Linked DNA regions of Homo sapiens: regions 1, 3 and 4 are each linked to region 2. Evidence: read pairs that join two places in POLR2A ChIA-PET (ENCODE). Cell type or tissue: CD4-positive, alpha-beta T cell. All regions are shown on one strand. Each heading gives the region's core, and the rest is flanking DNA. Links, peaks and the distances in the headings are about the cores only.

Region 1 (8,045 bases), core at 1,028-6,027, 59 kb after region 2:
GAACTAAAATCATAGAATATTATTGATGCAAATAGCCATCTTTTGTTACATTTTCTATTTTCTGCCAATGCCCATGCCTGCCATGATCTCATTTAGGCATTGCAATGACCCCATAAGTCAGATGGTATTACTATCCCTATCATATGGATAAGAATTCTGGAGCCTCAGGGAAGTTCAGCCTCCTCTCACCATCTGAGTTGTTCCTTCTAGATGAATTTGTCAATGTGTCTTGAAAGCATCTGGGAACTGAGCCTGTAGGTAATGGTTTTTTGAGCAGGATGGTGGCGGTAGACAAAATGTACTGGAAGGAAAACATTTGGAAAAATGAAAACCTTTTAAGAAACAGTGAAAATAACCAAAGGTGATAAGGTTGGGATGGCAGTGATAAGTAGCACAAGGTCAGGTTGATTACTCTAGTGTTAGGGAGCAAGCAGATGGTGGGGTAGAGAATGAGAAAAGATATGGGGATTAATTTAATGAGTCTTCAAGTATTTATCAAGAAGGTACTATGCACCAGGCACTTTGCTGGGTGCTGGAAAGGGATAGTGAACAAAACAGACACATCCCTTGATTGATAGTCTGCTGGGGGAGAGGAACATTAAGCCAATTAGCATAGCAAGAACTATATACAATATAAGTGATTTAGAAGTATTGGTAGGTATTAGGAAGGGAAAGAATAGGGCTCTAAGGAAGCAATCTGGGATCATTCTGGAATAAGAGAATGTGCTATGTGACCTTAAGATTAGTTGGCCATTCTGGTGGTGAGAAACCCATCTCCCAGTTCTAAGTGATACGCTCCAAGTTTGGCCAACTGTCCAGCACTCACCAGCTTCTGACTGGACTCAGAGTGAGAATCTGGTTTTAGATGGCGCCTGACTTGAAGCACCCTCTAGTGTTAAGGAAAGGAAGGTAACAGCCTGAAAGAGAGGGAATTGGGGAAAGACAAAAGAAATGAAATTGAGACTTGTTTTGGGAACAGGTGGGCTGAGGAGAAGCCCCAGAGGCCTGTGTTAACAGTGTTGGAGTTGGGCTTTACAGAGTGTGTCCCTGCACCCCAGCTGAGAAAGCAATGATGAGCCAGGAACAATTCCACTGATCTACGTGGTTTTACTCATTTACTCTTATGAGAAATTACTAGTAGAACCCTATACTACAGGTCTGGAAACTGTGACACAGAGGCTAAATAATTTCTCTAAGGTCACATAGCATGTAAGGGGGTAAAGAACAGAGCCAAGAACCAGTGTCACTATGAAAAATGGCCCTGGCAGATCTCTCTATCCCAGTGCAGGTTTGAGATGATTTAGATGTGCTTAGCTGAGCTTTTCTTTGCAACAGCTTGCCTGGGGGCTGATAAAGAAATTCAAACAGATGTGATAAGCTGTGCTACCTGTTGCTGGGCTGATGCTGTAGACAAATCCTAATGTCTCAATGGCTTAGCACCGCAGACTTTATTTCTCACTCAAATGAAGTCCCATGGGGGGTGGCAAGGGCTCTCCAAACCACCTCTCAGGGACCAAGCTTCCTCTGTCTTGTGGCACTGCCCTCTCAACACTTGGCCTCTAAATTTACTGAGTCAGGGAAGGAAGGGAGGGAGGAGGTACACTGGCTTCATCCCAGAATTGTCACACCAAACTTCCACTGTTAATTAGCCTGAATTAGTCACATGGACCCAACTTAACTGCAAAGGATGGTGAGGAAATGGAGAGACATGGATTATTAGGAGAACACTAAGGGTTCCCTAAAATGGAGCTGACTCCAGAGCCCAGCAGCAGACCAGCAGAGGCAAGGAAAAAGTGGATGAGCATAAGCAGTGGTTCATTCCCTCCCCTACCCTGGAAAGCGAGAAAACACTCGTCGGACTGTGGGAGAACACAGCCTGTCCTTGCCTTGGGTCAGCCTGTTTTAGCTTTTCCACTCCGCCCCTGTCCCAGGGAAAAAGGAGGAAAGTTGGGAAAAGGGTCACTCCACAGAGCAATGAGAAGTTGCACTTAGTTTCTGAAAGGGGAAGAAAAAATAATCTTTCATCTCTTGGATGTGTGGGGAGACAGTGACTGGGGAGAGAGCAGAGACACTTGAGCCCCTGGAAGTTCAGTCTGAAAATCTAATCCCTGAGGAATTTGCTGTCCTTCCTCCTTGTGGGGTGTGGCTCCTGTGGTCCCCACCTCCTGGTGTTTATGCCCCTGTGTATTCCCTTTCTTGGGTGTTGGTGAGACCTGTGACTTACATTTAACCAGTAGAATACAGCAAAGGTGATGAGAAGTCACTTCTGTGGTTAAATACAGAATAAGAAGATTGTAACGCCCATCTCTTGCAAGGAGATTCTGTCCCTTGCTGGCTTCGTTGAAGCTGGCTGTCATGTTGTGAGCTGCTCAGTGGAGAGAGTCATGTGGCAAGGAATGGAGGGCAGCCTTTGGCCCACAGGCAGCAAGAAACTGAGGCTTTCAGTCTGGTCACCCACTAGGACCTGAATCCTACCAATCATCACGTGAACTTGGAAGTGGATTTTTCCCCAGTTGAGCTCTCAGATGCAAACCCAGACCTGGCTGACAACTTGACTGAAGGCTTGCAGAGGACCCAAAGCTGTGCCAGGACTGTTGACCAAAAGAAAGCAGGAGAGAAATGTGTGTTGTCCTAGGCTGCTGACTCTATGGTAATCTTGGTGTGCAGCAATAGATAAGTAATGCATGGGGTTCGGAAAGTGTGAGAGGGAAGCACATTGGTTTCCTAGGGCTGTCATAACTAAGCACTATAAACTGGGTGGCTTAAAACAGCAGAAATCTATTCTCACAGCTCTGGAGCTAGAAGTCTGAAATCAAGGTACTGGCAAGGCCATGGTTCCTCTGAAGCATCTAGGGGAGGATCCATCCTTGCCTCTTCCACCATCTGGTATCTCCAGGCATTCCTTGGCTTATGGCAACATCACTCCAGTCTCTGCCTCTGGCTTCACATGGCCATCTTCCCCGTGTGTCTCTGTCTTCTCCTTTTCTTATAAGGATATCATATGGGATTAAGGGCCTGCCGTACTCCATGTCACCTTATCTTAATTACATCTTCAATGATCCTATTTCCAAATAAGGTCATTCTGAGGGACTAGGGGTTAGGACTTCATCATATCTTTTTTGGCACATTTCAACCCATAACAAGAAAAAAAAAATAGAGAGAAGAGCTGACAATTGAAGAATCTTTCGGAAAACAAGCACCTTCTTGATGGGCCAGGTGAACATATCCATGCAGCCTGCACATTCAGCGCAAGGATGAGGGTCTTTGCAGGTGAGGATCTCAGAAACTGCAGGGAGCGGACCCTTCCCTTCTCTCCAGGAGCTGCTTGAAATTTGTGAACAAAAGCCTAACTTCACCAGCTGAGAGAATACCCATCCAGAGAATGGCTTTCCCCACAGCTGCCAAAAGGGTTGCGTGGCCTGCCTCATGGCAGGGGGTGGCCAGATGATCCTGTATTCTAAGTCCTTGCATTCTAAGGTACTCTCATTCCATAGTTTGGTGCTGTATTTGGAAGCCTGTCCTGGGTTAATGAATGGACCCTTTTCTCTGTCTCAGATACTGGAAGGGCCCAAAAGCTACAATACGTTTTCAACTATGGGCAGCTGCTGCCACCTTGTGCCAGAAAGACTCCATGGCTAGAGTGACCAGGGACCTCAGATCAGGACACTATGAAGGGGCACTTCTAATAATTGTTCTGGGGCAGCAGGTGTAAATCGGGATTGTCCCAGGGAAACATATGGTCACCCCTGGGGAATGCAAGGGAACAACAGGATTTGCAAGGATTTTCCCAAGAATAAATTTGAGTTTTCCAAAATGTTCTACTTTTCTACATTTACTCTCAGCATGAAGCTTCCTGTGTCACCTATGGTGGCCATCACACCTCATGCGAGGTTAACAATACGTGAAAGAGTTCTGAATTCCTCTGGCACAAAGAAGAATGAATTTCCAACTATGCCTACTAAGAGAAAAAAGTCTTTTTCTACATTGCTTTTGAACACAACGTACCCCAAACACATGTAAAGCTTTGTTCTGACTTTAAGGATGCATTTTAAATCAATAAAGGAACAAAAAGCCCAGAAAAGGCCTAACTCTCTCTCTCTCTTTGTGTGTGTGTGTGTGTTTGGTGCTTTCAAAATTGACATATTACTCAGATATGGAAAAATAAAAGTAAAATTTTTGTCTTATAATTGTTTAGTGTGGGTGCTAATTTCTGTTGGTAGCAGGGATGAGGTGATATTGCCAAGATATTTTAAATGTACCAATTAATAGAAAGTTAATCTCCATTGCTCAGATCTGTTTTAGGTAAAGCAGCTAATTCAAAGCTCAGACTCTAGACAGCTTGAAGGGATCTCTCCTACCCCTTCTCAAGATGGTGTCTGGGTGCAGTGGTATTGCTCAGATGTCCTTGATTCTCCCTACCCTCATTCTGAAATGCCCCTCATTCTTCTTGGTGATGAAGATGCCACTGGTTTGATCTGGTCCATGGGCATCATAGTGGCATCTGCCCCCCACTATGCATACACGCGGGTCCTTGCCATTGCCTCTGGTGACAAGAGCTCCATACTCTGAGCTTCCTTAGGAACTTGGGTCTTTTCTGCTCTCTCAGCTGTCATGCATCTCAGTGGGGTGCCGGAAAACTCTAGATTGCTTTCTCTCCAATATGCTGTTGTGTGTGGACCCTTGAAGTCTGCCCTCAGCATGTGCCTGTAATTGCTAGTTCCCCTTTCTTGGATCATGTTGGATGCAGCATCCCCTGCAGTGGAGGGTTTCTCCACAAAGTCTATGGTTTCCCCAAGCTCTGCCCAGTCTGTGAAGGACAGCAGCTCCTGAAGTTCTTAGACTGTCCCAAATTTATCTTGGGGGTGGTTTTATCCAAGATGCACCCTCCTGCCCTATAACACCTCTTGTTAATGTTCCATCCTGGGGTGAGAAAGGGAGCCAGAACATTTCAGGTCACCCTTTGCCCCTTTTTTCCCCCTCACCCACCCAGATCCTAATCCCAGCATTAGAAGGAACTTCTTCCTTCCTCAATGGTGAGGGCTTCACTAACATCATATTTCATGTTCTTCTCTGATCAATGGTCAATAATCTGTTCTATGATTAGTTCTCTAGCTAGCTGAAAATCCTCTCACTTTTTTTTTCAACATTCTCAAGATAGCCTAGAAAATGAAATAGGAGCTCCCCTATATTTGATGGTTCTCCCCTCCCCATGAAGCTCTGGATGCCATCAGTTCAACATTTGGGGGTCACAGGTTAATCAGAGCCTAGGATTTACCAGGTTAATATCTGAAAACATATTATTATTTTACAGTGAGAATTGCGTATTTGATAAATGTCATCAGATAGTATTAAAGGAAAAATAGTCTTAGCTAGCAATTTAGAAAATAAATTGCTCTGATTAGTTGCTAAAAAAATTCCAGATGGATTAAACAATTGAAGAAAAACCAAATTATTTTTAAAAACTAGCAGAAAATGGAAGTAAATATGTATCCTATCTCTAAAGGAGTAATTTTCTAAGTTTTAAAATCATATAAGAAAGAACATAGGAAAAGAGAAATTAAAATACTTTTTAAAAATTTGCCCCTCAACAATATATAAAAAGGAAAACAAAAGACTTGGAAAATATTTCCAGCACATATGAGTCAAGGAATGTTACATGGTTATATAACAGAAACTGTTATTCATTGCAGATTAAACTGATGCCTTAAGAAAGCAATTTGTCATCTGAGCGTGGTGGCTCACGCCTGTAATCCCAGCACTTTGGGAGACCCAAGCAGGTGGATCATGAGGTCAGGAGTTTGAGACCAGCCTGAACAACATGGTGAAACCCCGTCTCTACTAAAAATACAAAAATTAGCCGGGCGTGGTGGCGCACGCCTGTAATCCCAGCTACTCAGGAGGCTGAGGCAGGAGAATCACTTGAACCCTGGAAGTGGAGGTTGCAGTGAGCCGAGATCGCGCCACTGCACTCCAGCCTGGGCGAGGGAGTGAGACTCCATCTCAAATACAATACAATACAACACAATACAATACAATACAATACAATACAATACAATACAATACAATACAATACAATACAATACAATACAATAGAAAAGAAAGCAATTTGTCAATATAATCCAAGAATCTCACTATTTGGAATTTATCCTAAGGAAATAATTTTAAAATAGGCACAAGTTAGCTATGCTTTTTATAATCACATTCATGTGACATTGTGATGATCATTAGACACATTTGACTCTCCCACCAGACAATGGGACATTGTGTTTTTTTCACCTCTGAATCAGCATGCTTAGTCTGGAGTCTGGCATAATTGTAGGTGGCAAATAAATGTTGCAGAATAATTATTTTGTTGTAGTATTTATATTATACTTAACAATTGAAACAATCTTAATTTTCAACAATAGGAGAATGACTAAATAAAATACAGTGTTGTCACTTGATGGAGATATTGTCAACTAAAATAATAATGAGTTCTCAGACATGGAAAACATTTTATATAATTGTAGCAAGTACGAATCTTAGAGTACATACTCAGTTGCAGCAAAAACGTAACTTTCTTTGATTTTCTATAGTAACATTTACATTCCTTTTCAAGCCCCGTTTTGACTAGTGGTCCACCCCGGTGTGTGTCCTGTTATGCTGATTCAGGGTAATCTCAGGCAATTCAAAGTCCTGTTGCCACGCCCTATTCCCAACTGCTTGCATTTTCCCTGGGGTAGTACCTAGTAGTTTGTCATTACCTGCTCCGATGGGCATCCACCAGGATGGGATGTCTATTGACTTCTTTCTCTTTGACCGTTGATCCATGCAGGACCTGGATTGTCCTCCGTTCCCTAATACAGAAGTTTTTCAGGCCAGCCTCTGACTTAGCCACATTCCATCTGCATCATCACATCACCCTGGCGCTGCGGGGAGTTCTGAGAGGTTGTCTTGGGTCCTCAGGTCCTAGCTGGGTCACCTGTAGCCTTTGCTGCTCTCATATGGTGCTAAGTAGAAGGACCTCTGTGACACATGTCATTTCCCTAGGCTCTTTTCATGGTGGGAGTTTAGGCCATATCCGTGGGGTTCCGGGGGTGCAGGCCGGGTGGGGAATGGACCCCAGGATATGCTCTTGCTCTTCTTTCTGATTCTCTGCAGCTCTGCCCTAGTTGGCAACTTTATCAAGGCTTTAGGGGTGAGGAAAGCTGGCTCTGACTGTTCATTTACTTCCAGATGCCTTTGTCTTTGGCCTGGATCTCAACTGTGAAATTCATAACCCAACATTTGATTGCTTTAATATTTGGTTCTGTTGTGACAACCCTTCAGAGACAGTCTAGGCAGAGCTAAGATGTGAAACACAACAGCAGAAGCCAAAATAAAAATGGAAGCCTAGATTAATGTATCAAAATATTAGTCTACTATAAAATGCAAAAATAAACAGAACCTCAGAACTTTGTTATAACTGTGTGAACGTTAGGTATAGGTATGGGCAAATACATGCAACAGGGAAAATCTTAAGCTAATTGTGTTAATCAAGAGAGAACGTGGATTTTTTTTCTTTAGCAAATTTCCTTCATATTAGTTATGTGTAAATACCAGCCATGTTGTTTGTGAAAAAGCTTAATCTATTTTACCTCCAATAATATAGCGCCTTCTTAGCCCCCTTATTTCCCATCTAATCTCCCATCAATCCCTGATGTGGCTTTTTCCTTCTAGTAAGGCCACTTCCCTTACCCAAAACCTGCTTACACCATCTTCCAAGACTTTGTTTAACCCAGTGGTTCTCAAACTTTAGCTACATCAGAATCCCCTGGAGCATTTGTTGAAATACAAATGGCTGGGCCCTGCCACCAGTTTTTCTGATTCAGTAGGTCTGGGATGGAGCCCAAGAATTTGCATTTCTAACAAGTTCCCAGGTGATGCCAATGTTGCCAGTTCAGGGACCACACTTTGCAAACCACTGGCTTAGCCACACCTTTTACCTGAAATGTTCCTTCTATTTGCCTTCTTCTTTCCTCTCTCCCTTGCTTTTATAAACACGTCATGATAACCTAACATGCATA
Region 2 (6,886 bases), core at 1-5,000:
CCATTTCCTCTGTTACCTTCCTAGTATCAATTGCTGCTGCTTCTTATCCCAGTAGACATGGATCTAGAAACTGCAATGATTTGGCCATTGACTGGATCAAGGTCTGAATGAGGATACATGGGAAGAGGTGGTAATTAGCCATTCTGGCATTTTGTGGCTGATGATCAGCGATACTTCAGACAGGTGAAATAGCTGGTTTGGATGGTGATCAATGAAGAATTGAGGTAAGGTTAGGCAGTTTACATTTCAAATCTTGGTGGAATATTGAAGCAGAGGTTGCCCAGGAGACAGTTGTAAGTTGAGATATGGAATTCAGGAAATAGATTAGAGCTACTGAATGGATTACGGAATTTTCATTTAGGGTTGAAAGTTGGAAATTCGGGACTGAAAAAGATCTATAGAAAGAGTGTAGAGGTAAGAAGAAAGAAGTACGGAGACACTTGCTTTAAGATCCCATATTAATAGGCTAATATGTTTAGGAGAGATGACACCTTCAGCTCTTAAGAGTTAACACCTGGCTGGGCACAGTGGCTCACACCTGTAATCCCAGCGCTTTGTGAAGCTGAGCCAGGAGGATCACTTAAGGCCACAAGTTCAAGACCATCCTGGGCAACACAGCAAGACTCCATCTCTACAAAAAAATTAAAAATTAGCTGGGCATGGTGGCATGCACTTGTAGTCCTAGCTACTAGAGAGTCTGGGGTGGTAGGATCACTCGAACCCAGGAGTACAAGACTGCAGTGAGCCATGATCACACCACTGCACTCCAGCCTGGGTGATAGAGTTAACACCTGACTGAAACAGGAGAGTGTCTGGAGTGGAGAAAGGAGCATTACCATGGAGTGAGGAAGGCATCCAACACCTCACATGGCCTCCATTCTTGTCCTGCCCTAGGTGTTGGTTCACAACTGAATCCATCCAGAAACATCAGAGCTAGAGCTACCAGGCAATTATTCTACTTGTGGCCAATTCAAGCCTCATTCAGAGGTCTGAAGTGTTTCCCCACGGTACTTACCTGGCAGGAAGTAAAGTGGCCAAAGCCAGAAGTCCATTGTCCCTTCTAGAGTGCAAGGTCCATCCAAGAGCCCCTAGAGAGGGGGATGGAGACACGCTGCTTACTCAGGAACCCTTCACAATCTGGAACTGGAAAGAGATTTCTAGCCCCCACGAGGAACAAAGCTTGACGATGAGGAAATGACAACCTCCCTTGTTTGCTAACTATTCTCAGGCTAAAAAGAGAGTGCTGACAAACCACAGCGGAAGTCAGGAGCTGAGAAAACATGTTGTGTGGAGTAAGAAAGGGTCACCCTGTTCAAAAGGCATCTAAGAAGTTCCTCCAGACTATTAGCAGTGACCAGGCCTGATATTCCTTTGTCTTGGTGCTTTTTCTTAGCAGGGCCTCCCGTGCTTTATGTATACTCATTGGCTTCCGTGCTGGGGTCATTTGCTTTCATTCTGCCTTCAGGATAAAAGAGCCTTATCACCAATTTTCCCTGCCTGAGAAAGGCTGTATGGGCAGACGCTTGGGCCTGAAGTCAGAAGATGCTGACTGTAGTCCTTACCAGTCACCAGTTAACTCACCTTTACAATAGTTTTTGAGCACCTTCTATGTGGGGGTACTAACTAAGGACTTTGAGCAATCCATTACTTTTCTCTGAGCCTGAATTTCTTCATCTAGGAAATAAACGAAGCTGGGACTAGATGATCCCTGCCATTCCCTCCTGCAGAACACAGTTCCTGAGGACTTCACATAGCTCCCCAGCACCTCAGCCAACCTTCACCCTTAATCTCCCCAAAGTGTCCCCACAAGGTGCTGCCCTGTGGCAAGGGCTCAGGCCTCTGTCCAGTGACCACCAAGGCAATGCCAGAACTGGGGTGTGACAGGTCATGCAGCCACTTTGCCTGAAGTCACAGCACCCTGGTAGAGCTCTCCTTCAGGACCCCAAGGGCCCAAGGGTAAGGCCCATGACTGATGGAGAGAGATGCTGAGGCCACAGGGCATCTTGGGAAGAGTTTTGGATGCAAGTCAGAAGACCTCAGGTCTTGTACTGGCTTGGCACTTTCTAGCTTTGGGCAAATTTCCCTGGGCCTCGGTTTTTTCCTTGATAAAGTAGGGATTGCCCCTACCCTGCCCACCTCACATGGCTTTTCTGAGGCCCAGCAGAACTCACAGGCATGGAAGTGCTTTAAGAAGCCTTCACTGTGAGCTGCGCAGGGGTATTACTTATGAGGGCATTCTCAGGGCTCTGTTCCTGGAAGTTTCATCCCTGGAGGTCAGTTCTCAGGGCCCCAACCCCAGGTGAAAGGACCTCTTGTGCCCCTGGAGGATCCGGGCTATACTCACACTGTTTCTGGGGGGATGTGCCTGACAGACCCGGGCTCCACAGTGGTTGTGTCAGCCACTCCCTGCTCGCCCCCACACAGCAGATTTGTCACATGTTCTCTAAAACAACAACATCCGTGGTGGAAGTTGAATGTGAGGCTCAGAGCAGGTGCAGAGGAAGTGTGTGGGGGGGTGGGCAGCCTGCCCTGCCCCATCCCTATCTGAATCTCCCCTGGCCCGGAGCAGCTGTGGTTGTGATGTCCTCCAGCCCTGAAATGGGCCAAGATGGCAGAGGGCAGCCTCGGGCCTCTCCTTAGTGCCAGAGCTCCCAGCTGGGATTAGCCCCACCCTTCCCTACTTAGCGGGCTCTTCCCAATGCCCCAGAGCTGTCACACAGCTGGGCTCCACCATGCACTGGGCTTGAGGCCTGGGGCTGTCTTGGAGAGACAGAGAAGGGGAATATGAGTGAATGAACGTGATGTGTGTGGGGGCAAGAGTGTGTGAGTATGAATATATGTATGAATGAATGTGTGAGTGTATGATGTGTGTTGTATGACTCTGATGTTTGAGCGTGTGAAGTATGTGTGGTGTGTGTCTGAGGTGTGTGTAAGGGTGCAATGTATGTTGTGTGATACGTGTGTGGTGTGTGTGTGGTGTGTGGCTACAGTGTGAGTGTGTGTAGTGAGTGTGAACATGTAGTGTGTGGCTATGAGAGTGTGAGTGTGTTATGTGTAATGTGTCTGTGTGAATGTATGATGTGTGGCTATGAGTGTGTATGTGCTGTGTGGTATGTGTGTGAATGTAGGATGCGTGGCTGTGTGATGTATGTGTGTGTGTGAATGTGTGGTGTGCGGCTATGTGTGTGTGCTATGTGTTGTGTGTGGTATGTAGTTATGAGTGTGTGTCACTGCGTGGTGTGTGGCTATGAGTGTGTGTGTGCACACTCTATGCTGTGTCTAGTGTGTGAGTGGTTGAGTGTGTGAGTGTGTGGTGTGTGGTTATGAGTGTGTGTGTTCTCTGTCTAGTGTGTGTGGTGTGTGGTTATGTGTGTGTGATTGTGTGTGTGGTGTGTGTCCATGAGTGTGTGTGTGCTCTGTAGAGTGTGTGAGTGTGTGGCGTGTGGCTATGAGTGTGTGTGTGCACTGTGGAGTGTGTGTGTGGTGTGTGGCTATGAGTGTGTGTGTGCTCTGTGGAGTGTGTGTGTGGTGTGTGGCTATGAGTGTGTGTGCTCTGTCTAGTGTGTGTGGTGTGTGGTTATGTGTGTGTGATTGTGTGTGTGATGTGTGTCCATGAGTGTGTGTGTGCTCTGTGGAGTGTGTGAATGTGTGGTGTGTGGCTATGAGTGTGTGTGAATGTGTGGTGTGTGGCTATGTGTGTGTGCTATGTGTTGTGTGTGGTATGTAGTTATGAGTGTGTGTCACTGCGTGGTGTGTGGCTATGAGTGTGTGTGTGCGCACTCTATGCTCTGTCTAGTGTGTGTGTGGTTGAGTGTGTGTGTGGTGTGTGGTTGTGTGTGTGTGGTGTGCGTCCATGAGTGTGTGTGTGCTCTGTAGAGTGTGTGAGTGTGTGGTGTGTGGTTATGAGTGTGTGGTGTGTGGTTGAGTGTGTGTGTGTGGTGTGTGGTTGTGTGTGTGCTCTGTGGAGTGTGAGTGTGTGTGCATGTCTGTGAAGATCAGGGTTTGGCTGGGCTGAGGCTGGGGCCTGCCGGGCAGGGCGGAAGGTGTGTGGGATGGGAGTGGGCAGGAGAGCTTTTTGCATCACGTGTGGCCCAAGTGAAACCCTGAAAACATCCCATTAGGTTACAAGACTTAAGAGTTAGGGGTGTGAGGACGGCTGGGCAGGCGGCGAATGTCGGGAGTTTGAGGGGATCAAAATCCCCAGAACTGGGCTTGTTCCATTTACCTTTAGCTGTTGCCCCTGGGTCATGGGGGTTGGGGCCCAAGGGAAGACTGACTGCTGGTGAAATTGTGAACTTTACAATTCTTACATCCTTATTTTCTTCTTTCTTTTTTTCTCGTCTAAGCTCGATTTCTCCTTTCTGACTCACAGGGCTACCATGGTGCCCTGGCACTCTTACTCCCAGGGGAGTGTCTGCCAGGCTGGAGCACACCATGGGGCAAGGGAGCCAATGGCCCAACACCCTCTAGGGTCCAGAAGGGGTGAACCTGATGGAAAACATTCACAGCCCCCCGACAGCGGGTGGAGGGAATAAATAATGCCAGATCCAATGGAAAGTGAAGTCCTTGAGGTGTGTTCATTCGCTCTGTATGATGACCTTTTAGCTTAGGCTCTGCCATCCTCCCTATGTTACAGATGGGCTAAGAAGAACGTTTCTCGTAAGGCAGTTGTGAGGATCACATGAGGCAAGTGTTACAAGGGACTCAGCACACAGCCTGCGATGTGGTCAGAGTGCAGTGGAGATGAGCCACCGCCACTGGGTGGAGCTTGTTGTCATGGGTTCTGCTTGGTTATTGCTTTTCTCTGCTTTGACCTCCGCATGGCCGGGTTACAAGGGCCATTTTCTGGGCCTTCCCAAACTGAGGGCCTCCATCCTCAGGTGGTCCTCTCCATGACCCAACACTGTTCTCTGCAATGACAGACCACAAGAATCTCCTTGTCTGGTGGACTCACCAAGAACAAGCCCCCTCCCCAGGTAGAGGTACCTGACTCAGGGACCCTGTTGTCCCGTCCTTCCAAGCACCGCAGGACCCCAGGCTTGCCTGTCCCAGAGCAAGCCACTCCACAGCAGCAGGGCCTTGGAGCATTTACCTTTACAACAATAAGCCCATTTGTGACTTTTTTTTTTTTTTTGGCAGAGTCTCACTTTGTCCCCAAGCTGGAGTGCAGTGGCGCGATCTCGGCTCACTGCAACCTCCGCCTCCTGCGTTCAGGCAATTCTCCTGCCTCAGCCTCCCAAGTAGCTGGGATTACAGGCGCCCACCACCACGCCCAGCTAATTTTTGTATTTTTAGTAGAGACGGGGTTTCACCATGTTGGCCAGGATGGTCTCGATCTCCTGACCTTGTGATCTGCCCGCCTCGGCTTCCCAAAGTGCTGGGATTACAGGTGTGAGCCACCGCACCCAGCCATGTGACTTTTTTAAAGATAATAAATGGTAGGATTTTGATGACTAAGATTTCTTTCCTGACTATGGCCATATTCCTATTGGAGTTCTGAGGTTAAAACTCCAAATATGCAGGACTTTTGGATCAACTTCAATGTGACATAACAGCAACAACCTGGATTTTAGGATATTCATGTCCCTGTATCTAGGACAAAGATTTTTGGCTCTAGGGAGAGTGGCTTGGCTGCCCTTTTAAGAATCAGCCTTGGAAGAGACACTCCAGAGCTGCTTGGCTCCTATACCGATGATCCTCTCTCCATGCCTGCCTTGCTCCACAGCCTGCTGGGACCTTTGGTCTCAGTCTCACAGCTTGCCTCTCAGCATGTCCACTGTCCACTTAGACATGTAGCCTTTTTGAGATGATCTCTTATTTTTGTTGCGCAGACTCCTTAGTAGAGATAATTATTTTAGGAAAGCTGGGAGGGATGGGGTGGGAAACTCTACTTGTTTCTCTGCCTGGGGGACCGGTTTCATAGACCATAGCACAGTCAGTTCCTCTCGCTGCTGTTTAATGTTCTTAGGAGAGATGTTCTGTCTTGAGTTTTGGAAAAGTCTAAATCAGAGATCTATTTTTTAGCTTTACAAAACAAAATCAATTGCTATAAACAAGTTCCTGGCTGGGTGCAGTGGCTCACGCCTGTCGTCCCCATGCTTTGGGAGGCAGAGGCAGAAGGATTGCTTGAGGCCAGGAGTTCCAGACCAGCCTGGGCAACAAACAAGACCCTGTCTCTACCAAAAAAAAAAAAAAAAAAAAAAAAAAAAAAAAAAAAAAAAAATTCCTAACCACTGTTTGGCCTTAATAATGCCCAGCAGTGGTTGAGCATTAATAATAGTTGGGCCTTCATAATAGTCCTGTTGGGCCTTAATAATAGTCCTGTCTTTACATATTGGACTTTTAAAAAAGAATAAACATTAAGATAATTCAAGAACTTGGGAAAGATTTCCTTGTCATCAAATGTTTAAACAGTTCCTTGAATGCTCGGGGCCACTGACCGTTGCTAATTGGTTTATCATCATCAATCCTGCAGTTTATGGTCACTCCCCTATACTAAGCTGAATCATATCCTCTCCAAACTCACGTCCACTGGAACCTATGAACTAGCTTCCTTATTTAAAAGGGTTTCTTGTGCTACACGGGGAGCAGATGGACTTTGAGCCTTACTGACAATATCACTTAGGAATAATATAAGATCGCTTTTGGCTTTAGTGACATTTCTTGACCTTTGCTTCAAAGGGCTGGGATAGGCTACACGAGTTCAGGACTGGCTCGCTGGTTATTGCAATGCGTACAGAAGTTGCATCTTAATCCTCTACCATAAACATGGCCCTTTGGTGAGTCAGAGAACAGCTTCCTGGAAGGGTAAGACAGTGGTAGTTTCTGACACACCTGTCATTTTGATCCTCCTGGAACGATTTGCTGTCATTCCAGAAGGTATGCA
Region 3 (8,045 bases), core at 1,120-6,119, 180 kb before region 2:
GAGAGGAGATATGAGGCTGGATTCCACTCCACTGAGGAAGGTCTAGTTTTCTTTGCTATAGAATGAGGGTGATAGTCCTAGGCCTGTGGCTGTTTTAAGGATTCAGTGAGATGGTGGATTTATTTATTTATCTGAGACAGAGTCTTACTCCATCACCCATGCTGGAGTGCAGTTGTGTGATCTTGGCTCACTGCAACCTCCGCCTCCCAGGTTCAAGGAATTCCCCTGCCTCGGCCTCCTGAGTAGCTGGAATTACAGGCACATACCACCATGCCCAGCTAATTTTTGTATTTTTAGAAGAGATGAGGTTTTACCATGTTGGCCAGGCTGGTCTCGAACTCCTGATCTCCAGTGATCCGGCCACCTCAGCCTCCCAAAAAGTGCTGGGCTTACAGGCATGAGCCACTGTGCCCAGCCTAGATGGTGGATTTAAATGCTTCCTAAAATGCCAGCTGCCAGGTGGCCTTTATCACCAGGAGGGTCCCACCCCTCAGTGCGCTGCTCAGCAGTGGGAGCACAGGGAGCCCCAGGCTTGGAGTCGAGTCAGTGGCCTAGGCCTGGTCCACGCTCCTGCCCTGAGCTTCACGGCGGGTCTCTGTGCCTTGGGGTGAGCAGGCAGTTGGGTTGGTAAACAATAACAGTAAATTTGGGGTTTTCCTTTGACTGGGTTGGAGACAGGAAATGCAGGAGGCTGTGAGTGACGAGTGGGTAGAGTGGGTAGCAGGTAGGTCGGGTAGGTCGGGCCTGCTCAGGGTGTGAAGGAAATTCAGTTATTCAAGGGAGGAGGGTGAGGGTGGTGAGGCTGGGGAAAGTGGCTGGCCCACTTACTGGTGAATATAAACAAACCCTCTGGGCACTCCCCAGGTGGGGCAGAGTGGGGACAGGGGAGGCTTTGAGGGGCAGCCACCGCATCCTCAGCCCTGAGAATGCAGCTCCTTTCGGGCTCTGTCTCTGGAAGCCTACATTTAGGGGCTCCAGCCGCCCCTGGGTCCTTTTGCTCACTTCATCTTCCTGTCGTCTCCCTGCACTCAGTCAGAACAGTGTGGCTCCCCAGCATACTCGACCACTAGATAATCCAGGCACTTGGTGTATGTCCTGTGCTTTGGGAGAAACAAATGAAGTGTAGGGCACAGTTCCTGCCCTTGAGAACCTAGTTGGGGAGATACAAAATGCCTGTGTGCAGCAGCAAGTGGCTTTGTCTTCCCTTTCCCTGTACCCACAGGCCTGGACACATTAGGGGCTGTTCCAGACTGAGAACAATGTGTCATTCAAGCCCAGGTGGCATAGGGCAGCCTCTTAGGGCCCCAGAGGTTTTCAGATGAGCATGAGTGAGGTGAAAAAACCAAAATGACAAAATAAACCACACCCTGGATCCTCGTCCTCTGGACGAAGATCTCACATCTATGCCTTGTTGGGGAGGATTTCAGTCCTCCCCCACCCAGGCATGTGAAGATTAAATGAGGCTGTGCCAAGACTTGGAAAGGTGGGGGAAGTGCAACTCGTGTGGAAAGATAGGACTGCCCCCTGGGCTCTGGGCCACCATTCAGACAGGTCAGTGCCTTGGCCTTTTCAGCCTAGGCTGCTCTTTAAAAAGAAGACCTTCAGCCACTATCCAAGAGTAAAAATGTCACATTTTCAACATTCAGCTCATCTTGAGCACCTCCTCTGTGTCATGCCCAGTGCTTAGGACTTCGGAGACACACAGATGAGTCCAGAAGTGGGTCTAGCCTTTGTGGAGCTCAGCATAGAGAAGTGGCGGGCATCGCTGTAACAGAAGAACTGATGCTCTCCAGAACAGGAGCAGAGGTGGTTGGAGTGCATAAGGTGGAGCTATTCTGTTAGAGACCCAGGAGAGCTTCCTAGCAGCCCTTCAAGCTGGCACCTGACTGACAGTTTTGATGGCAGAAAATGGAATAGCATGATGGAGATTTCCCCATTGCATTTCTGCTCTCACTTCTCTCTGCAAGAGCTAGATCCTTCCTTCTCCAACAGGTTCACCCCTCCTGTCTTGTGGTCTGAACTGCTGTCTGTCTGCTCATCTCGTTAGCTTGACCTTTGACCCCTCATGGGTTCTGCTCATGGAAATCTGATTTACTCCTCTCTGTGGGGTGCCCTTGGTGTTTTCTGTCCATTTTCCCTTTCCAGCCCCTCCAACTTGGATTTGCCTCATAAATGATGTTTGCTCCCTGAAAAACAAAATTTGGGGATGTGGGCTGATGGGGCTTTTGCCACGTTTCACTCAATTCATTAATTTTTTAAAAAGTGTTACAGTGGTACACCTTAAACTTAGATCTTTTGTAGTTAGGCACTTTCTGAATCATCATGGAAAATGATGACATTACATGAAATTGAGAGCCCTCCTGGAAGAGCAGGATGAGCAATTGTTAGGGGCTTCCTTGCCCCTCTTCCCTCTGCCACTAAAAGGCCTTTCTCATCCCTTTGTCCTCATGGTTCTTACTCCACTCAGTTTAAAAGTGGAGCCCTTGGGAGCCTCCCTGGCACTCACACACAAAAATGTCAATATACTTGGCGTCCACCCTTTCCATTTTTAACACACCACCATCTGGAACCCAGAATTACCTTGGAATTTACTTGTCTCCTCTAGAGGGAGTCATAATTGCTTGGAAGGTAAGTTACTGCCCAGAGCCTCTGGCCAGGAAGTCTTTTGGCTGTCAAGCCTGCAGGATTTCAGGTGGGGCTGCCAAGGTGGTGGAACCTGTGTTTGATAAGTCATTTTTAGGGACCAGGGCTGCCATGCAAATGCATTTGTTTGCATAACTTTCTTGCTCTCAGGGACAGTAAAGTTTCCTACTGCCATCCCACACCCCTGCCAGGATTTGCAAGTGAAATACCAGGACTGACTTTCCACTTTCCCCCTTCATGAGTCCTCCCTTCCTAAGTCCTCCCCCACCCCTTGGTTTTGGTTTTGTCTCTGAGGTCCTGTGTGACCAAATACTAGTCTCAACCTCTCTGATCCTAGGGTAGTAGTGTTTCCAGGACCCTGATATGCAAAGTATCTGTACAAGTTATGCAAATGAGCATCCTGTCTGGGTGGCTCTGGTCCTAGCCCCGGGCAGTTACTAGCTCTGACTACTGCTGTCCGAGTGTGTGAAACGTGATCTTGCTCCTTCCTCTGTCCAGGCAGCTGTGGGTCTCTTGTTCCTCAAACAGCTACTGCCTCTTGGGGTAATAAGGCCTCAAGTTTCAGAATGAGCTGAGTTCTCCTAGCCCTTACCTTCTGATCTGGAGACATGTGGTTCTGAATTCACCAGTCAAAGGTTTACTTTTGAAAGAAACCACGATCTCATCTAAGTCTAAGACAGAGACCTTGGTTAGCTGGAGTCTGTGGTGCAGAGAGACCTGGTATTTGTAGTAAGACCTAGAGGGGCCTTTGGTTTTCTGGCACTCAGCTGTCTCCTTTTCTGGTCACAAACCTATTCTAAGGAAATGGTCCTCATAGTGAGACTCTAGCCCTACCCACCCACAGGAGGGTCGAGGGCAGGAGGGGAAGGATGACAGCCAGGCATTCTTTGAGCCAGTGTGCAAGGAAGAGAAAGGGTAGACGAGAAATTCAGTCTGATCGGCTTATTTCAGGCTCTGAAAATGACAGCTGACTCAGGGTAGGTGCTTAGTATCTGTTGGATGGATGAAAGCATCTAAAGGAAAATTAACACAAGTAATTTTAGTAACTCAAACAAGACATTATATGTACATATATAGACATACAGAGTGAGGCGTGAACCTTTCTCTTTATAACGTCTCCACCTCAGTGATGCCAATTCCCTCTCCAGAAAAAACTTCATTGAACAGCTTTATTTTTTTTGAAATTTTTATCCAAAAAGTTTCTGAAAATTTATCTAGATACAAATATACTTATAAGCACAACTGAGAAGTTTCTTTGGCAGTTATAACAAGTACAAATGGAATCATTAGGCATATTGTTCTGCAACCTGCTTTTAAAAAATTGTGATAAAATACACTTAACTGAAAATTTACCATCTTAAACATTTTTAACTGTAAACTTCACTAGTATGTTCACATTGTTGTGCAACTGACAGACTTTTTCATACCCATGAAACAACATACAGCTTGCTTTTTTCACTTAGCATATCTTGTGAATTTCCATGATCAAACTCATAGAACTATCATTCTTTTTCTAAATAGTTGCAGAGTATTTTATAGTATGATGTACCACAATTTATCTGCTGTGGATGGATATTTCTCACCTCCTTTCTTTTTTATTTGTCTTTTAACCTCATTTGCACTGAAGGACTACCCTCCCCCCCTTTTTCTACTATTTATATAGATCTCACAAATATCTTGTACAGTATCTTCGAGTGTGTGTGTAAGGATTTCTGTAGTATAGATCCCTAGTAGTGGAATGGCAAGATCTAAGGGTATACACATTTTAGTTTTTGATAGGGACTGCCAAAAAGACAGTATCGATTTATGAATGAATGCACTTTGCATATTGCTTTCCAAGTGAGAGCTTTACGAAAGGGTTTGCTGTCAGCAGCAAATCTGGGGGTAGAGTCAGTCAGCCGAGAGTAAAAGGGCATTTATAGCACTTCCCAAAACTGATAGATGTAGACCCTTGGCCACATTGTGGGCGAGTGGAAAAGTCAGCTGTAGAGGGGTTTAGGGGATTCCTTCAACATCTCCCCATATCAGTGGCCCTGCTCACTCAATTATGGTTATTTGCATACATTTTGGGCATGTAGGCAGAATGGCTCAAAGACAAAAATCTGAGGTTCAGCCTTGTTTGGCCTCCTGGTGTTTGATCTTGACCGGGCTACCTGCTTCTCTGACTGGCATGCAAATGCCTGTGGGGGATGACAAGTGTGCACATAACATAAGTGACATAAGGCTGACTCTGGTGGGTGCTGTAAGAGAGGCCCAGAGTGCTGTGGGAAGTTACAGAGGAGGCACGCCTCTGGTTAGGAATAGCAGGGAGGAGGAGGCGGCTTTGACTCCGGGTTGTAGGTGTTGTGGGGCACACAGGACACATGCAGGACCCACTATACAGGAGCTCACTAGACAGGAGCTCAGCCACATTGCCTCCCAATGTGACACTGATTGTGTGCCCAGCCCTCTGCTGGGTACCGAATCTGAGGCATCAGTCTTGGGGATGGCTTGGGATGTGGTGGTCAGTAGCTCAGTTGCATATGGCACAAAGATAAATCTTTGGAGTTACTCTAAGCTGGGTCCCAACTATGAGCAGATGACTTGTCCTCTCTGAGCCTCAGCTTGTCAACCGGTAAAATGGGAATTATTATTGAGGCACCCATGAACATGTGCCCCAGAGACCTCCTATTATGGGGAGCTTATTTGTCCAAGGGCCCCAGCTATGGCACTCTGAAATTCATTGTCTCATTTGTGTGGAGGCCACACTTCCTTTCTCGTGCTCCCAGTCAATGACAGTACAACAGGGATGTGAAGACGCACCCGTTCCTGGGAGAACCAGGACTCGAAGGATGGCCAGCTTTGCCCCTGGCAACTTCATAGACACTTGTGCCTGGGGCCCTTGTGCACATCCTCCTCTCCCTCTTTCCTTAGTGGGGTCACACACCGGTGGTTCCCCAGCCTCGCTTCACACTCCCTATTTTCTCTCATAAAGAAATTTCCCCTAACTGAACCCTTGTATGTGTAATCCTGTTTTGGCATCTGCTTCTTGGAAAATCTAGACTACAATATTATCACCAACCTTAGAAGGTGGTGAGGACTAAATGAAAAATCAGGTAAAAAAATCATATGAAAGACTTAGCATAGTTATATAAACGATTATGGAAAAGCCTCAGCCTGGCACATAGTTAGCACTCATTATTATCATATATTCTCATGCATTATACAGTGGGTACTGTAGCCATCATTGTACCAGTGTGAGCAGGTTAATTTAACTTAGGAGACTGCATTTAGAAGTCAAGAAACCTGCTTTCCTGCCCCTTCCCTGCTCTATCTCCCGAGTTCTCTATCCCCTCACATGTGCCCTTTATATAAGAGTGGCAGTTGTTACTCTTAACTCCCTAGGCTGGCCCCGGACTCCTCTTTTTGGGATAAAGGTGATTAACGCCGTGTGGCTTTTGCTGAGAAGGGAGGCTGCTACAGGGGTCTGCTGCAGGGACGTTCAGACTCAGTGGATTTGTAGCTCTTTAGCCCCGCAGAGAGGAGCCCCTGCCCTGCTGAGCTGTAGGCTTGCTGGGAGGTAGCAGGAGTAGGTGGGTGGGTCACTGAGGGGTGCTGGCAGCCGGGTAGTGTTGGCGGTGGGGGCTGAGGGAGGATGATGGGAAGACAGTGAGCCTCCGAGTGAAACAGACCATGAGAGGCGAGGTGAGTCACAGGTTTCTCTCAAAACCCCCATGCCCATGGTCTCTAGAATGTGCCGAAAGTGGAGCCCGCCATCCCCAGCCTAGGCCCCAGTTCTAAGAATGCCTCCCCTTCTCTCCCTCCCACAGTCGCCCAAATTAATCAGGTCCTCGGCTTTGGGGGGTATCGTTCTCTTTTAAGAATGCAGCAGAGAAAACCGCTGGGTTGTATCCCAGCAAAGGAGGCCACAGAGATTAGGGCTGATTGGGAGGAAATGTGAGAAGAGCGGTGTCTAGTTTAGGTTTTAGAACCTGGCTCTTCCTGCTCACACCACCAAAGAAAATTTGGCTTGAGAGATTCAAAAGAGGTTGTGTGGTGTGTAGGCTGCAACCCTAGATTCCTACAGATCTGGATTCATGGTCTTGCTCTAGCACCCAGCAGCTCAGAGCCCTCAGTGTTTGTATGCGTCAATTCCCCAATTAGTAAAAACAGTGATTTAAGAGCATCTTTGTTATAGCGCTGTTGTGAGAATGAGATAGCGAATCAGTATTAACCTTTAGCCCAGTTCCTAAATTAAAGCCCTATGAAGAGCCTCTCAGCTCAGTTCAGAGACTGCCAGTTCCCCCTTGTGAGTCTTTCTTTTCTTTTGGATTTTTGATCTCCAACGACTCCATAAGGAAGTGAAATAATTATCCCCATTTTATAGATTTGTAAACTGAGGCTCAGCTTGATTAAGTACCTAGGAAACAATCCTTTGTAGTACAGGACCCTGAGGTTCAACAGTGGTTTATCGCCTCCTTGGGACACCACCCAAAGGCAAAAGGGAAGCAGCGAAAGCATTTGAAGCTCAGAGAGGCTCAAGGCCAAGCCACAGCTTAGGGACCTGCAAAGTTCGCGGAGCTGCAGAGCTGGACGGGTGGGGCAGAAGCCACTCTTTCCATCCTCCAGGTCCTTGCGGTGGAACATTCCTCAGTTACCAGCACAACTCATTTTGAGTTTTGTTCACATGTCACTTTTCTCTTTCTTTTCTTTCTTTCTTTCTTTCTTTCTTTCTTTCTTTCTTTCTTTCTTTCTTTCTTTCTTTCTTTCTTTCTTTCTCTTTCTTTCCTTCCTTCCTTCCTTCCTTCCTTCCTTCCTTCCTTCCTTCCTTCCTTCTTTCTTTCTTTCTTTCTTTCTTTCTTTCTTTCTTTCTTTCTTTCTTTCTCTTTCCTCCTTCCTTCCTTCCTTCCTTCCTTCCTTCCTTCCTTCCTTCCTTCCTTCCTTCCTTTCTTTCTTTCCTTTTCTTTCTTCTTTTTTTTTTTTTTTTTAGAGGGAGTCTCGCTCTGTCTCCCAGGCTGGAGTGCAGTGGTGCGACCTTGGCTCACTGCAATCTCCGCCTCCTGGGTTCAAGTGACTCTTATGCCTCAGCCTCCCATGTAGCTGGGATTACAGGCACCCGCCACCAGGCCCGGCTACTATTTGTATTTTTTAGTCGAGACGGAGTTTCACCATGTTGGCCAGGCTGATCTCGAACTCCTGACCTCAAGTTACCCACCCGCTTTAGCCTCCCAAAGTGCTGGAATTACAGATGTGAGCCACTGCCCCCTGGCCACGTGTCACTTTTTCAATGACACCTACCCTTATTGTCTGATTTAGAACTGCAATTTTTCCTCCCACCTTTGACTCCTCACTCTGGGCATTCTCTGTAACCCTTCATGGCTCTATTTTAAAAAATCGTTTTTATTGAATTACTGTGTACATAC
Region 4 (8,045 bases), core at 1,083-6,082, 64 kb before region 2:
GCATTCTAGAGACGTCTATATACTTCGCATTCTGTTACTGAAAGACATTCAATTAGTTCAGTTTCAGAGCTCTGCCACAGAACCACCTTCAGCGAAGATTCAAGTGCTGTAAATGAGGCTGGATCCAGAACCAGGTCCCATGGAAGGACCATCATGGGAGTGGGAGTGGGTTCAGAATCTAGCTTTCATATCAGGAGATAAGTGTGACTCAGCACACTCTGGTCTGGATGCCTCTGCTGATCACTTCCCTAGACTATGTAAGAGCACTCTGTGCCTCAATTTCCTTATTTGGAAAATGAAGAGAATAAGCACACATACTTCATGGGGTTGCATGAGAATTAAAGGAACTAGTATTTCATGAAGTCCATAGTGCCTGGCACACAGTAAGTGCTACAAACAAACAACAAAAGAGCCTGTGGTCACCTTCTAGTGCATCTTAACTCTACCCCCAGCACAGGCTTAACTTCCCAAGAACTGCAGCGCTTCCCCCAGGGCAGAAAGCCGTCTTCCTCTTGCTCCTTCCTCTCTACCTCCACTCTTAGTTGTGTTCCTTGGGACCCAGAATGGTTTTCCAGTTCTTGACAAGTCAGAGATACCTCAGTATCCATTTCCTGTCTCAGATTCTGAGCTTCCGAGGGTACAGCTACTTTGTAAATGGCTGCACTCAGTATATAAATGTTCATTGAATGAATGAATACATGCATGAAGCAAAGGCGGAGCCCACTTAAAGGAAGCCTGTGGCTTTGTCATTGGTTTCGGAACTTCTCAGCCTTCCTTTTATCCTCCACTTGGATCCTCTGCCTCTGTTCCATGTCCTTGATTTCTAGCTCCATGGCAAAGGAGTCAGTTTTCTGTCTGTCCTTCTTGTCTTTCATTTCTCTTTCACCCCTGATTATTGTCCTATGGTCCTTAACTTCACATCCTGAAGCCTGAAGACTAGTGTCTCCACTCAACTCCTTGGCTGGCCAGGGCTCTGGGTGTCTTGCTAACTGGGGCCCTTCTCACCTAGGAGTGGTGCAGTCCCAAGCGTGCAGGCTAGAGGGCATCATCTGTTCCGACAAGGTCAGTAGTGGCAGAAGCAGCACCTTCTCACTTGGGCCAGAGGTTCAGCTTTTTCAGACCAGCCGCCCTATGACTGGGGAGAAAGAACTCAAGACTTCACCTCTTCTTCCTCACCTCCTCAATGGCTCCAAAATGTCCCTCACACCTCACTCAAGAAGAGCAAGGTGTAAGTCTAGATGAGATACCCCTGAGGCAGAGTGCAGGCAGGGTCCTTCTGATACCACTAGGTGGCTAGAAATGGTGTCTAATGTGAAAGTTGTTGGATAGTAGAAATCTCAGTCTCTCTGTAGGAAACCAGTGAATGAAAAAGTACTTTGAAAGCCAGAGTTTGAGATCAGCCTGGGCAAAATAGCGAGACACCACAGCTACAAAAATAAAAAATTAGCCAGGCATGGTGGTGAATGCCTGTAGTCCTAGCTACTAAGGAGGCTAAGATGTGAGAGTTGCTTAAACCCAGGAGTTTGAGGTTACAGTGAGCTATGACTATACCACCGCACCCCAGCCTGGATGACAAAACAAGACCCTGTCTCTATATGTCTCTCTAAAAAAAAAAGGTGCTTTGAATTTGAAATTAGGGAAACACATCAGTAAGCAAGTCAGTTGACCTATTATGATGGATGATGTTGGTCTAGATTCTGAGTGGGTTACCAAAGGAAAACAGTCACTGATTCTTAGAACGTCTCAGAGTGTAGTTTCTCAAGTTCTTGCTCACAGTTCATTGCAATTCCACCGTTTTTTTCAACTTTCTTCAATACCTGCTCCTGAACCCCGCCCAGCATCCCCGGGTCACCATACCTCAGGTACAGGAGGTAGAAGTGCTCTCTGGCCTCAGGAATTTTGTTCCATTTTTCTTTACTGGAAGGAGTAAGGGTTCTTCTGACCCTGCCACATTCTCCATCCTCAAAGCTCACAAACCCATTAGTCTGTCAATGGGTTTGTGACATACTAACCCTTGCTCAAACCAGACTTTCTCTAAGAAATCTCAGATACCCTCCTTGCCCCTCAGAAGGAATCTCAGTGCCTTTCTCCTCTCCTCACCCAAATGCCTATTATGAACATAGACTGAATTTTTTAGGAATGTCCTGATAACAAAAATCCTTCCCATCATCCCCTTTATGTCGCCTCATTTTTCTCAGACTGTGTGTCACAACTGGGGAGTTGTGGTCACCATGCCCACAGGTATTACAGCAAAGCCTCTTAACCTTTTGTGTGCCATGGATTCCTTTGGCATGCCAGTGAAGCTTATGAACTCAGAATAATATTTCTAAATGCATAAAGTAAAAGAAATAGGGTTATAAAGGAAACCGGTAGTAGTAAAATACAGCTATCAAAATGTGGAAATGACAAATAGGTAATATATATGTGCTTCTTTATTAATGCATTAATGCATGATCTAGCAGTAGGCCTACAAACTGCTGACATTTCTAAGTAGTAATGAATATAAGTGATATTTTGAGATACCTGAAACCACTGTAATGTGATACAAAAATATTTGTGATTTCCATCAGTGGCAAAGTCATTGGTACTGCTAATACTATTGTGGTTTGTATTTGTTGCTTATCCTTATAATTGAAGAAAATGCTGAATTTCAATTAGAGGTTAGCAAAAAAAAAAAAAAGACATAGTGTCTTCTCATCTACCTTCTCCCAAGTTAAGAACTCCTGCATTAGAGGGTCTGTTGCTTTCATGATGCTATGAGGTCCCATGGAGGGGGGTCCCAAGAGACCACATCTTTTCCACTTTGGTAGCCCTTGGGTCAATCCAGCTCAGTGCTCACACATGGGAGACTCTCTGTGCTTGTTTGTGAAATTAAAAGGAAAAGAACTGGCTGGGTGTGGTGGCTCATGCCTGTAATCCCAGGACTTTGGGAGGCTGAGGCAGGTGGATCGCTTGAGCCTAGGAGTTTGAGACCAGCCTGGGCAACATGGTCAAACCTTGTCTCTACTAAAAACACATAAATTAGCCAGGCATGGTGGCATGCACCTGTAATCTCAGCTACTTGGGAGGCTGAGTCATGAGAATTGCTTAAACCCAAGAGGTGGAGGTTGCAGTGAGCAGAGATCACGCCACTGCACTCCAGCCTGGGTGACAGAGTGAGACTCGGTCTCAAAAAATAAATTAATAAAATAAAATAGAAGGGAAAGAACTGGTACATCCCTACTCTCTCAGGTGAAGAAACTGTTAAGTCAAGTCCTTGTCTGGATTTTTGTTCCCAACTCCAATTCCAGAGGAGGAAATAAATGCCCAGTGTCTCTTGCTCTGCAGGCACGGGGCAGGAGGAATTAACCAACTTTGGGGATCCAGCTATGTCAGAAGAAGTCTCAGGAGAAAGCCTGGAAACAAGTTGAGCTGGTTAAACAGAGCATGATGAAAAAACGCAGGAAAGGGAAATGATGTCACTCATGCTGGCAGCTTTGAGGACAAGGAAGCGAAAATGTACGCTTCTGATAGTCAACTACCCCGCCTATCCCACCCTGCTGTCTCCCAGGAAGGTAGCTGGAACTGCAAGTGGGGCAAAGCTCCCAGCACTACCAGCCAGTGGCAAGGGCCTTCACCTGCCCACCTTTTGAACTGAGGTTTTTCCTCCAGCAGAACCGAAGGCCCATGTGCTTCCCTGCAAAGTGATGCAACTGGGCAGGAAGCTCAGATGCCAGCAACTGTGATGTCCTAGATAGGGAAAACCCTGCATTGCAAACTCAGGTCTTCCTTTGGAAAAAAAGGAGTGGCTGGATTTCCTTCTTGCTGTCTAGAAAATTGTTTCCTGCCCAAAAATGGCTTAATTAGGAAGCTGAGTTTGTTTCCTAGGAAGGGATTCTCCTTCTCTTCCTTCTGCGCGGCTTACCTTTACAATGCCACTGGCACCGATTATAGCCTGACTCCCGGGTTTGGAACCTCACTTTCTCAAGCTGGCTTGATGTGCCCATGAAATGTACCCCTGGCTTCTCTAACACAGTTGCATCCCCCATCTGTTCCACTGGAGCACTAGCAAGGTGCCAAGCACTTGCTGCCCTTGAAGACCCCATGGTTCATGCGCAGCTATTCCCACATCTCTCCCCCACTATAAGAGTCTTCAGTGGCCCTATGGCCTTAAGGGGGAAAAGTCAAGAATTACAGAATTAAGAAAGCCAAGTAGAAAGGGGCTTAATAAATCATTTCATTTGTTTTCCCATAATTTACAGATAAGGAAAGGAAGTTATTTTACCAAGACCACACAATGAGGTGAAGGTAAAGCTAGAGCTAGAACTTCAGTTTCTAGACTCCCAGATCAAATTCATATTCCTTGGTATGGTATTCTTGGTCACTGATATTATAGCCATATTTCCAATTTGATTCTCCATGGCTTCTCCCCATGAAACCGAGCTCCAGCCAAACAAATCTATTTGCCAGTCCTCAAGTACCTTTTGGGTTTTTCTGTCCTCTCATTTCTGTTTTGAGTGTCCTTTGTTCAACTTCGCCCTCCTCTCTATCCCTCCCTAGCATCTCTGCTCATTTAAATTCTGCCTACCCTTCAAGGCTTATCTCAAGCTCTGCTATGTGATAGTGCCCTCCTCTGTGCCCCTTGGCACTTAACTTTCTGCGCACTCAGCAGTACTGATCTTGGTTCTGCAAACGTACCTCTTATCCTCCAACAAGGCTGTAGGCAGGTAGTGGCCAGAGACCTGCCCGGGGCATCTCTGTAATCCTCACAGCATTCAGCACAGTGTCTTGCACATAGTAGGCATTTAATAAATATCTATTGAAAGAATGGCTTTTAAGATCTATCAGACACAAGGATGATAAAAATGATCTTATGTGTCTATAGGTTTATATAAATATGCATATATATATATATAACTCCTGGGTGAGGCAGACAGACGATGTAGGTGTTATCTCCATTTTATTAATGAAACTGAATGCCCGAAAGGTGTAAAAACTAGACTTGGGTCACCCAAGTTCACCCTGAAAGTTGGTAAGAAAGTGAATATTAGGATTGGGTCTCCTGGCTCTCAGTCCCATGTGATCTTCAGTGCTAATACCCTCTACATTGTTTCCACTGAAGACTCATTTCTTCTACCAGAATTATGAGATGGGAAAAGCTTCCTTCTCAGTCTCATTTTTAAGAAAAGCTATTTACTATAGGAGTTTCTCATGCGTTAAGAGTGTCATGTACTGGAATGAACACTTACTGAATACAACTTTGGGGTCTGCCTTTTACCAGTTGAATGACCTTGGGCAAGTTACTTCACCTCTCTGAACTATGGTTTCCCCATGTATACAATGAAGGAATTAGACTCGTACTTAAAAATCACTTCTTGCTCTAACAGTCCAGGAGGAATAGTCTATCATTAGATAAGGAAATTCTTGCCATTGAGGTAGAATTCCTTATATGAAAGAAGATGTGTGTCAGGGGAGCCCCAGGGTCCCCTCATAAGTTAAATCATAGAGCTCAGGCTTTAGAACATAGCAGAAAGAAGGAACAGTGACAAATCAATATATTCATTCCATAGTCATCAAATGTTCACTGAGCACCTGCTAGGAGCCTTTGGGTGTTGGGACCAAGAAGATGAACAAGGAGCTCTCAGGTTTGTGAGAGATAGAGACATGCAACTAAAAAATTGTAGTTGACCGTGATAAATACAAAAAGCAATATACAAGGTAAAGTTAAGGTGAAAAGGTGGGAGGAATCAGTTCTGCCTTGGGAAATGGGGGTGAAGAGACAGATTAGAGTGGGGCAGGGGAAGTTTTGCAGAGGAGATGAGGTAAGTTGGTATCTGTACAGAATGTGATGTGGAATGTGGTAAGTGAATTTTAAAAGAATAAAGTATTTTGAACTGGGTGTGGGATCATACCTGTAATCCCAACAATTTGGGAGGCTGAGGAGGGTGTATTGTTTGAGCCCAAGAGTTTGAGACCAGCCTGAGCAACATGGTGAAACCCCCATCTCTACAAAATATACAAAAAAATTAGCCAAATATGGTGGCACGCACCATAGTCCCAAGTACTCGGGAGGCTGAGATGGGGGGACCACTTGAGCCCAGGAAATTGCAGTGAGCTGTGATTGTGCCACTGCACTCCAGCCTGGGAGACAGAGAGGGACCCTGTCTTAAAAACAACTCAAAAAAAAAAAGGATAAAGTATTTTGAGATAGGAAAAGGGGAGACTTGATTATTAAAATAGAATTGGGAGGCCAAAATGGGCGGATCACGAGGTCAGGAGATTGAGACCATCCTGGCTAACATGGTGAAACCCCATCTCTACTAAAAATACAAAAAAAATTAGCCGGGCGGGGTGGTGGGCACCTGTAGTCCCAGCTACACGGGAGGCTGAGGGAGGAGAATGGCATGAACCTGGCAAGTGGAGCTTGCAGTGAGCCGAGATCGCACCACTGTACTCCAGCCTGGGCGACAGAGTGAGACCTGTCTCAAAAAAAAAAAAAAAAAGATTTGGGATTGTGTGTGAATACTAAGTTTAATTAATCATTACAGGTAACTTAAAACAATGCAATTGGGTTCTTCTTGGTTAATGAAAAGGAATTGACTGACATGACTGGCTTATACAAGCCTAGATTTACTGAAAATCTTGATTTCAACTATTCTCATCAGACCACATCTCCCGATTTTACTTTAATCACACTTATATATGATCATGAGAAATGGTTAACTTGGCACCAATGATGGAAAAATAGGCATGAGCTTAAATAGTTTAAGAGATATTTAGATTAGATATTTGTACATATTTTCAACATTTATCAAGCATTACAATAAAAAGCCATGGTCTTTATTTTCAGGAAACTTTAAGAAGATATCAAAAGATGTTGAAAAGAACATTCTGATCCAAAAGGTAGAAACACAAAGAGTCATTGAATGTCAGAACAGGAAAAGACCTTACACACTGTTTAGTCTGTTTCTCTCATTTTACAGATTTGTAAACTGAGATCCAGAAAGACACAATCATATGCCAAAGTCATACTGTAATGTGGAGTCTTTGGACTCAAATATAAGACTTCAGAATTTTAGATATTTAATTTTTAATAAGTTGATAAAGAACATATGATAGTCTCTACCATCTTTATGTTTCCAAGGCGTTGTCTATAATTCATCCCAGGTTCTTTGAATTTAATTTTGTCTGGGAGCATGGTCCTACATGATGGACTAGTCCCAGCCTAAAAAATTTTCCAGTGTTATTAGGGAGAAAAGACCAAGTTCCATGAAACACAGGACAACATTAGATGCTTTCACTGCCAAAGAAAAATCTGCTATTGGAAGTCAGAGAAGGGAGGGATTGGTATAGCCCAGAGTTGTTCAGGAATAAAGGATTTGGGTTTCATCTTTAATGATGACTAGAGGGAAGGGTGGCCATGTTGGAGAGCAATGGTGGGGATAGCAAGGGCTGAGGAAAAACAGCAGGAATGAGCCCACAGTGTCTGGAGTTGTGGAGAAACTTGGTTAAGGGGAACTGGGTTTAGAGGAGAGAGCAGGAGAATCCCCCAGAATTCTCTTCCAGTTCAGTAACTCAGATCTTCTCTATCCATCATTTTATCAAGCAGGAAGGTGGAGCCAGAAGGAGGCACATCCTTTATCCACAGCTACAACCAGTAATCCCCTCAGGCAGTGCTTCTTCCAGGAGGAAGGTGTTGGGGTAATCTGTCCTGCAATTAAGCTGCTGTAGTGCTTGAGGAAGAACAATGCCACCAGAGAAATTCCAAGGGAGTTCCAGCCCTCACCTGCCTGAGCTCACTTCCTTCATGTGACATGTATATACAGATATAAATAATGGGAAGCCTTTCAACTTGAAACAGGCTCCTAGGAGACCAGAAGCAGCAGCCTTTCCTGAGCTCAGGTAAGAGATCTTACCCTCTACTGACACTGCTCACGTTGTTGTGAGGATCACCTACTTCTCCTAATCATTTACCCAGGTATGTTCAAGGTCACATCTAAAGGACCCTTTTCCACGAGGACAAAATCTCTTTGAGGACAAATAATCATCATGTTTATCTTTGTACT

Evidence for each region. Peaks named below come from ENCODE experiments on the same cell type or tissue, not always from the same donor. Only the 100,000 strongest peaks of a DNase experiment are listed, where the experiment ranks them.
Region 1: POLR2A ChIA-PET joins it to region 2 with 23 read pairs; 10 of 35 experiments call an interaction of 5 or more read pairs at or near these places.
Region 3: POLR2A ChIA-PET joins it to region 2 with 11 read pairs; 11 of 35 experiments call an interaction of 5 or more read pairs at or near these places.
Region 4: POLR2A ChIA-PET joins it to region 2 with 11 read pairs; 5 of 35 experiments call an interaction of 5 or more read pairs at or near these places.

What each region holds. Positions count from the first base shown.
Region 1 is chr1:206,978,695-206,986,739 of GRCh38, forward strand. No RefSeq gene overlaps it. Among named protein-coding and RNA genes, the nearest start is that of FCAMR, 12 kb to the left of the region's middle. In CD4-positive, alpha-beta T cell, for the core only: CTCF peaks have their summits at 3,604 (motif pointing left) and 3,803; a DNase peak (open chromatin) is centred at 3,617; H3K27me3 peaks cover 556 bases.
Region 2 is chr1:206,920,803-206,927,688 of GRCh38, forward strand. FCMR (Fc mu receptor) reads right to left here and starts at 1,139. Exons shown (of 8, transcript NM_005449.5): 1 at 1,016-1,139. The coding sequence starts at 1,052. RefSeq lists enhancers at 1,040-1,169, 1,710-1,919, 2,580-2,659, 4,233-4,682. In CD4-positive, alpha-beta T cell, for the core only: no CTCF peak of the experiment used is centred there; DNase peaks (open chromatin) are centred at 1,249, 2,469, 3,496, 4,729 and 1 weaker place; H3K4me3 peaks cover 3,183 bases; H3K27ac peaks cover 4,870 bases.
Region 3 is chr1:206,736,543-206,744,587 of GRCh38, forward strand. No RefSeq gene overlaps it. Among named protein-coding and RNA genes, the nearest start is that of IL19, 30 kb to the right of the region's middle. RefSeq lists enhancers at 1,225-1,274, 4,885-4,934, 5,025-5,134 and silencers at 2,929-2,978, 3,009-3,118. In CD4-positive, alpha-beta T cell, for the core only: no CTCF peak of the experiment used is centred there; DNase peaks (open chromatin) are centred at 1,279 and 3,229; H3K27ac peaks cover 1,324 bases.
Region 4 is chr1:206,855,727-206,863,771 of GRCh38, forward strand. It overlaps a transcript of IL20 not described here. Among named protein-coding and RNA genes, the nearest start is that of IL20, 5.9 kb to the right of the region's middle. In CD4-positive, alpha-beta T cell, for the core only: CTCF peaks have their summits at 1,277 (motif pointing right) and 1,478; DNase peaks (open chromatin) are centred at 1,265 and 3,465; H3K27me3 peaks cover 228 bases.